2 separate regions of the Mus musculus genome follow, and region 1 is linked to region 2. A link is a contact called in ENCODE Hi-C or POLR2A ChIA-PET data. All regions are on one chromosome and are shown on one strand. The core of a region is the stretch at or near the end of the contact, and the rest is flanking DNA. Distances in the headings are between cores, read along the strand shown.

Region 1 (3,242 bases), core at 699-3,198, 40 kb after region 2:
ATTTGTTCTGTTTCATTCTAATATAAACCTATTCCACAAAGCTATGAAAGAAGCTACTAATGTAACTTAACCAGGAATTGACATGAGAAATTATACTTTAACTGATTTTTTAATACTATTTCTTAGGGCTGGAGAGATGGCTCAGCAGTTAGGGGCATTAGCTGCTCTTTCAAAGGTCCTGAGTTCAATTCCCAGCAGCCACACAGTGGCTCACAACCACCTGAAATGGGATCTGTTGCCCTCTCCTAGTGTGCATGTGAAGACTAATGTGAAAACAGTGTGTCTACCAATATACATAAAACACAGTATTCAAAAAATAGTTTTTCAAAGTGAAAATATATTTGATGGAAAACATTCAGCAACATATTTGCAATGTCAGTATATATATATTACCCAAAGTCAAAATTTTACTTTTTACCAGGTTAAAATACAGGACCTTGGCTCACTAAAAATGTAGATCAATGTGTAATACTGGGCAAAAAGGAATAAAGGTAGCTTGAATAATAAATGCAGCGTGCAAACGTGTAAGGCAATACCATTTTGTGTGCATGACTTAAGACGTCCACACATGCTTATAAAATGTCTGTTAGATAAAAGTGAAAATCTTTTAGCCAGGCAGTGATGGCTTTGGCTCCAGCACTTGGGAGGCAGAGGAATCTCTGAGTTAAAGACCATCCTGGTCAACAGAGCAATTATCCAGGACAGCCAGGGCTACACAGAGAAACCATGGTTTTTTGTTTTTTGGTTTTTTTTTTTTTTTTGGGGGGGGGGGGAGAATCAAACAAAAAACTGAATACCTTTTAGATTAGGTCATTTCTCACTTTATGCTTCCTCCATAAGATGGTTAAAATTTTATACACTTCCAATATACATCTTTTTTTCAAGAGATTTTTCAATCTTTCATCATAGCCCAGGAATCACACACTCTAATATCCTGATGTTTCTTCGTATCCAGTTAACTTCCCAGAGCTTACCTGGTCTGTCAATCTCCTGATCTGGACACTGGGTGTACTTTATCTTCTCCAACTTTTCCAGGATCCTTTGTTATTCTAAAAGTAAAACAATTTAATGTTTCAGATTTTGCCTGCAGTAAATATTTCATCTTTAAAGTCCCAACCATTTCCACACAAAGGACTTTTTACAACATAACGAATCTCTGACTCTGGACAAGATTAACCAATGATGGGAACTAAACACTCATAGTTTGGTTTGGTGGGTTTTTTGAGACTAATTTTGTAGTCCTCACTGACGACCTGGAACGCACAGGAGAGCTTGCTGCCTCTGTCTGCCCCCATGCTGGGGTTACAGGCGTGCACGTTCATGCCCCGCTTCAAAGTTTTATTTAAACTCAGCAAGACGACTAGAAATATCCTCGCGCGTAGATATCCCCAGCTCGAAACTACGTTAAATTATTCCCATCAACACATTGGGTGGTCTCCGAAACGCTGCAGGCCTCAGTTTTACCTATGAAGGTTCACATCTGTACAATGGGCATAAGTCCTACGTGAACTCCAAACAAAGAAGTGGCTCAAAGATGGCAGTCACACCCTCTTGTCCAGGATGCCCAGGGCTCACTCGCCCCGCGCGGTGCTGCGGGATCTGCTAGGCTCACCTACCGGCCCTTACGACCTCAATCCCGCCGGTAGCTCGGAGCGCCGCTGCTCCACCCGCGAGCGCGCGAAGCGAGGAGAGGCGAGCGCACGCCCTCCGGAGCCCAGCCCGCCTCCCCATCCTCAAGTCGGCGGCGAACGCACCGGGGCCGCGGGCGCTCGAGAAAGAGGGGCAGCGAGCCGCCTCCCCGGCGGAGCCGCGTACTCACCGCGAGGCGGGCGAGGCGGGCGAGGCGGGCGAGGCGGGCGAGGCGGGCGAGGCGGGCGACGGCGCGCACGGCGAGGGCTCCCGGGCAGCCTGGTGCGGACACTGCGAGGCGCTCGCCCGAGTCTTCAGGTGCCCGGCGGGGGCGGGGCCGGCGGCGCCGCAGCGACTTTCAACCGCGCCGCCTCCGCCAATGAGAGAGCGCGGGCGGCCTTTGAACACCAACGGCCGAGGGCCAGGCGCCTGCGCACTAGCGCGCGGCGCGGAAAGCGCACGGGCGGCAGGGGTCGCGCCTTGGGGGGGAAGGGCTGGCGCCAGGACCTCGCGAGGGCGGGGATGCGCGGGTGACCCGGCGGCTTCTGGAGGCGGCTGGCTGAGGGACTGCTTATTACTTAGGACCACGCCCGCACGGGATGGTTCTGGAGCTGGCGGCGCGCAGGCTTCTTCCATTGTTACCTCACAGGTTCCTTGTTCAGTCACCGGCTGGAGGGCTCGGCGCGCTCGCCCGCCCCCGTGAGGCTCCGGTCCTCCAACTTAGGCGCGCCTAAGCCTTCATCTGTGTCCTCCCTGTCCTCTCTAACACGCTGGGTCAGAAAACACAGTAGTGGCTTTTCACTTTCTCGGAGAAACGCCATTCCAGAGCTCAGACCGCTCTCCGCTCCCGGCCGGTGTGAGCTACAGAGCAGATTCCAAGTCAGCCTAAGACTCACAGCAAGACTTGACCTCGGAGACAAGATGGAAAGAGGGGGCGTAGAGGAAGGAAAATGGATTGTGCCTTCAAGGAGTGTGCTTTACAGGTCCATAGAGTGCCCGACCCTGCCAGAAAGTTCTGTAACCAAACATGGGGAAGGGGCAGAGAAGAGGAGCCTTAGCACTAAGGCAGCTCCACGCTGACCGGCAGCGCTACTCAGGATTTATGAACTGTTATTCATGCGCTCTATAGATGATAGTGTTGGTCTGGAAAAGAAAGACTAGAAATTACAATTCAAATACAGGCACCAAAGCGTAAAAGTCGTAAACCTAAAAACCTCATGTGTTGGGGCGTCAGCCTTCGAAAACTTTGGGCTGAAAAAAAAAAATCAGCTGCTTTGGGTGTCTTCCATTACGATATACACACTCCCAATACTCCCTTTGTGATAGAGTATTGAGAAACGGGATAAAGGATGGGAAATACGTGGTTTTGTTACAGGTATAATATCGGAAAGATGATGAACAGAAATGTGACTTCTGAGCTGGGGGTGTAGCTCAGTTCCAGTGCTCGCCTGGCGTGTTCAGTTCCCACCATGGAAAAGCCAAACCGCTGAGCGCACATTAACATCTTCTTGGCGCTCCTCAGACTCCTTGCTTGAAAACTTTTTGTCTTGAGCTTTGAAACAGAAAGTCAGCGCTGGCTGTTCTTCCAGAAGACCCACACAGCAGCTCACAAC
Region 2 (2,976 bases), core at 359-2,858:
TGTTGTATTTTAGAACCTCTGAAAATACAAAATACTCCAGAAGCCCCTAAAAAGAATCCCTTTATCCTCTTGGTACTCCTACTAGTCCTCCATACCCCCCCCAAAAAATATTCATTGAGCTTCATGGTGACATTTATTTTATGAAGACAATTTATTTTCAACTAGAAATATAAAGGTACATTATTATATTAGCAAACGTTTATTCAAACCACACCAATCTCCAAACTCCTCCAGACTCCCACACTTGTAGTCCTCTCCAGCACTTCCTGAGAATCACTGAATCTAAGTGTTAGGCATCTCAAAGCCATAATATATTTTAGAACAATGTAAATTCATTCATTAAAGGTTGGTGGGCTGGAGAGATGGCTCAGTAGTGGTTAAGAGCACTGACTGCTCTTCTCTGAAGGTCCTGAGTTCAAATCCCAGCAACCACATGGTAGCTCACAACCATCTGTAATGAGATCTGACACCCTTTTCTGGTGCACCTGAAGACAGCTATAGTATACTTAGATTATAATAATAAATAAATCTTTTTTTTTAAAAAAAAAAGGTTTATTGGTGCTCTAAAATGCCAAACCCTAAATAGGTTGAGGAAAAAAAAAGAGAAAGGCTAACAGCTCTCAATTTAAAAGTTGCTGTATAAATACTTACTGGGGGCAGCGAAATTAATCAGCGGTTCTTTAACATTGGGGAGGATGAGTGATACAGACCGTTTTTCAAAATTATAGGGTCACTAAACATTCAGGAAAACAATGCCAAAACACACAAAACTTGGTATACAATTTTCGGAGAGTCAGAAACTCTGTCCCAACCATCATTATCCTCAAACTCAGGTTAAAAGCCCATTAAGGAAACTAAACCGCTCGGGATTAGGAATTGCCGCATCCATTTAACAACCCTTGCTATTCCTTTCACTGTGTAACAAAGACAAATGCTACTTATGAACTAATTCCCCCATAACGGTAACTAGTTATCACCAGCGAATCCTTTCTCCCACTAGGAGCCCTGCTGGCCAAATGGTTATTTAAACTCAACACCTTTCAGTAGTGTCACTTACACAAAATAGTTCAAAAATCATTGTTATTCATAAATGGACTACAAGGTTAACTCAATAATCCCGGTTTCCTCGCTTTACCTGTAAACTCCACATCCCAAGATCAACACCCTGGTGGCTGGAAGAAGATGGAAAATAACTGATGCTCCCGCAAAGCTCATCCCATCTAACCAAGAGAAGCTAGGTCTTAATGACCGCTACCGCTTCCAAGCCCTTTCTTCAAAGGCTCTGGAGATGAAGAAATTTACCTCAAGTTCCAGGAAAGCGGTGGCGACTGCTCTCAGAGCTCGAACTAGTTACCAAATAGCCTCCCGACCTTTCCGTCACCATAGTGATTTCTAAGCGCTGCGAGCGTTTCCCCCTGCCATGTTCCCGCGATACTTGCTAGGTGCCAGTCACCCGAGCGGGCTCTTGACCCCGCCCCTAACCGAGCCCGCCCTCTCCCTGGAAGGTGTTATTGGGCAACTTGGACCCGCCTACAATTGTAGGCGGGACCCTGCTTGTTTTGTTTTGTTTTTTTTCCTTCTTTTTCAAATTCCTCCAGTTTTTCAAATGCTGTCGTTCTAGAAGTGCGAAACTCTCATTTCTGTTAAAGTCCACAGAAAGGACGTAGCCCTGCTTGCTCTCCCTTCCCAGTCGTAACTTGGCCCTCGGCGCCACGGTCCCTGGGGTAGAGCCCGCGCATGCGCCCGAACGGCCCGAAGATGGCGGTGGGACTCGCCGCACTTTTTTTCAAATTCGCGGGTCCCAGAAACCCTTGCGCGCGTTTGTAACGAATTTCCGTTCGAGTTTGGATTTTAGGCGCCATTTTCGAGTGAAGGACCCGGAGCCGAGACACCGGGAGGAGCGAGGCGGGGGGTCGGCCGTGCCACCATTTCAGCCCGGCTCGGAGTGGACCCGCCGACAGGTGAAGTCCTTCTCTTCTAGATCAGGTTGTCACACTTTCTCCTCCCTGCCCCGCGGGCGCCCGCAACCCCAAGGCCTGGAGCTGGAGCGGCGGAGGCGGCTCGGCGAGCTCCCGTGCCTGTCACCCCTCCCCCTCGGCGGCCGGGCGGCGGCTCCGGCGCCTCTTCCTGGGGGAGGCAGCGAGCCTGGCTCGGCCAGAGCGTCCCCTCCCCCAGGCCGATCCGTCCTGTCTCCTAAGGGGACTGCAGCCCCACTCAGAGCCTCTCCTGGGCACTTGGCATGGCTTACACTGTCGTCCATCGGGACTCCGCCCCGGACCCGGGAGGGTTAGACCCCCTACTATCCCGGAAAGTGACCCAACCCAAGCAGACGCTGCCAGAGTCCAGTTCAGCAGTGTGTGGCGGGTGACTCCGGCTTCGGCCATCCTCTCCGCTGGGGCGATGAGGAAAAGAGACCTGGACTTCTCCGAGGGCCGTCCGGGCGTCAGGACCTAAATGGCGGGGAGAAGGGAGGGGGTTGACAAGTCGCCCGGGCAGGCAGGCGCTGCTGCTCTGGAGAGTAGCCACGCAGCCCCGAAGCTGGACGAACTTGTCTCTCTCTCTCTCTCCCACTCTGTACCTCTCTCCCTCCCTCCCCGATTCCGAGCACATTCACTCCCCAGCCCCGACGGGAGGAGACTTGTCAGCAGACGTCCTTCTCTTATGAGATGGTTCCACAGGGGCGGGGGTGGCCTGAGCGAATTCCTCCGTCCTGGGCGCGATGGCAGGCGCGGCTATGTTTCCCCACGTAGCTGGGGCGTGGGAAAACCCGTCCCGCCCGGTTGCCACTGCTGGGTTCCTAGTAGCCACTTTCCTAGGGACCCGCTACTGGCTAGCGGCGTTGGGGAACGCGGTGGCGGGGTGGGTCCTGGGCGGAGCCCGTCCTGCTGCTGCGGGGCCTGAGCGGCGAGCTGCGGGCCGACCTGACTCGGGACTCTTCTGCCGCAGCCACCATGCGGCGTAAGGGCACCAAGCCCT

The links. Hi-C counts contacts between places; a loop is a spot of excess contacts on that map. ChIA-PET counts read pairs that join two places held with the same protein, here RNA polymerase II (POLR2A).
Region 1: a loop to region 2 is called in a map of heart, with 3 times the contacts of the local background. The contact joins the promoter of Trim59 here to the promoter of Smc4 in region 2. A Hi-C loop is called at or near these places in 15 of 37 maps with a recorded cell type or tissue (Patski, T-helper 17 cell, T-helper 2 cell and 5 more). POLR2A ChIA-PET finds 5 or more read pairs at or near these places in 4 of 5 experiments (Patski and embryonic stem cell).

Annotation. Positions count from the first base shown.
Region 1 is chr3:69,042,794-69,046,035 of GRCm38, forward strand. It overlaps Trim59 (tripartite motif-containing 59), which reads right to left and starts at 1,949. Exons shown (of 3, transcript NM_025863.3): 1 at 1,820-1,949; 2 at 975-1,049.
Region 2 is chr3:69,003,130-69,006,105 of GRCm38, forward strand. Smc4 (structural maintenance of chromosomes 4) reads left to right here and starts at 1,609. Exons shown (of 24, transcript NM_133786.4): 1 at 1,609-1,961; 2 at 2,947-2,976. The coding sequence starts at 2,952. It overlaps Ift80 (intraflagellar transport 80), which reads right to left and starts at 1,441. Exons shown (of 20, transcript NM_026641.2): 1 at 1,303-1,441.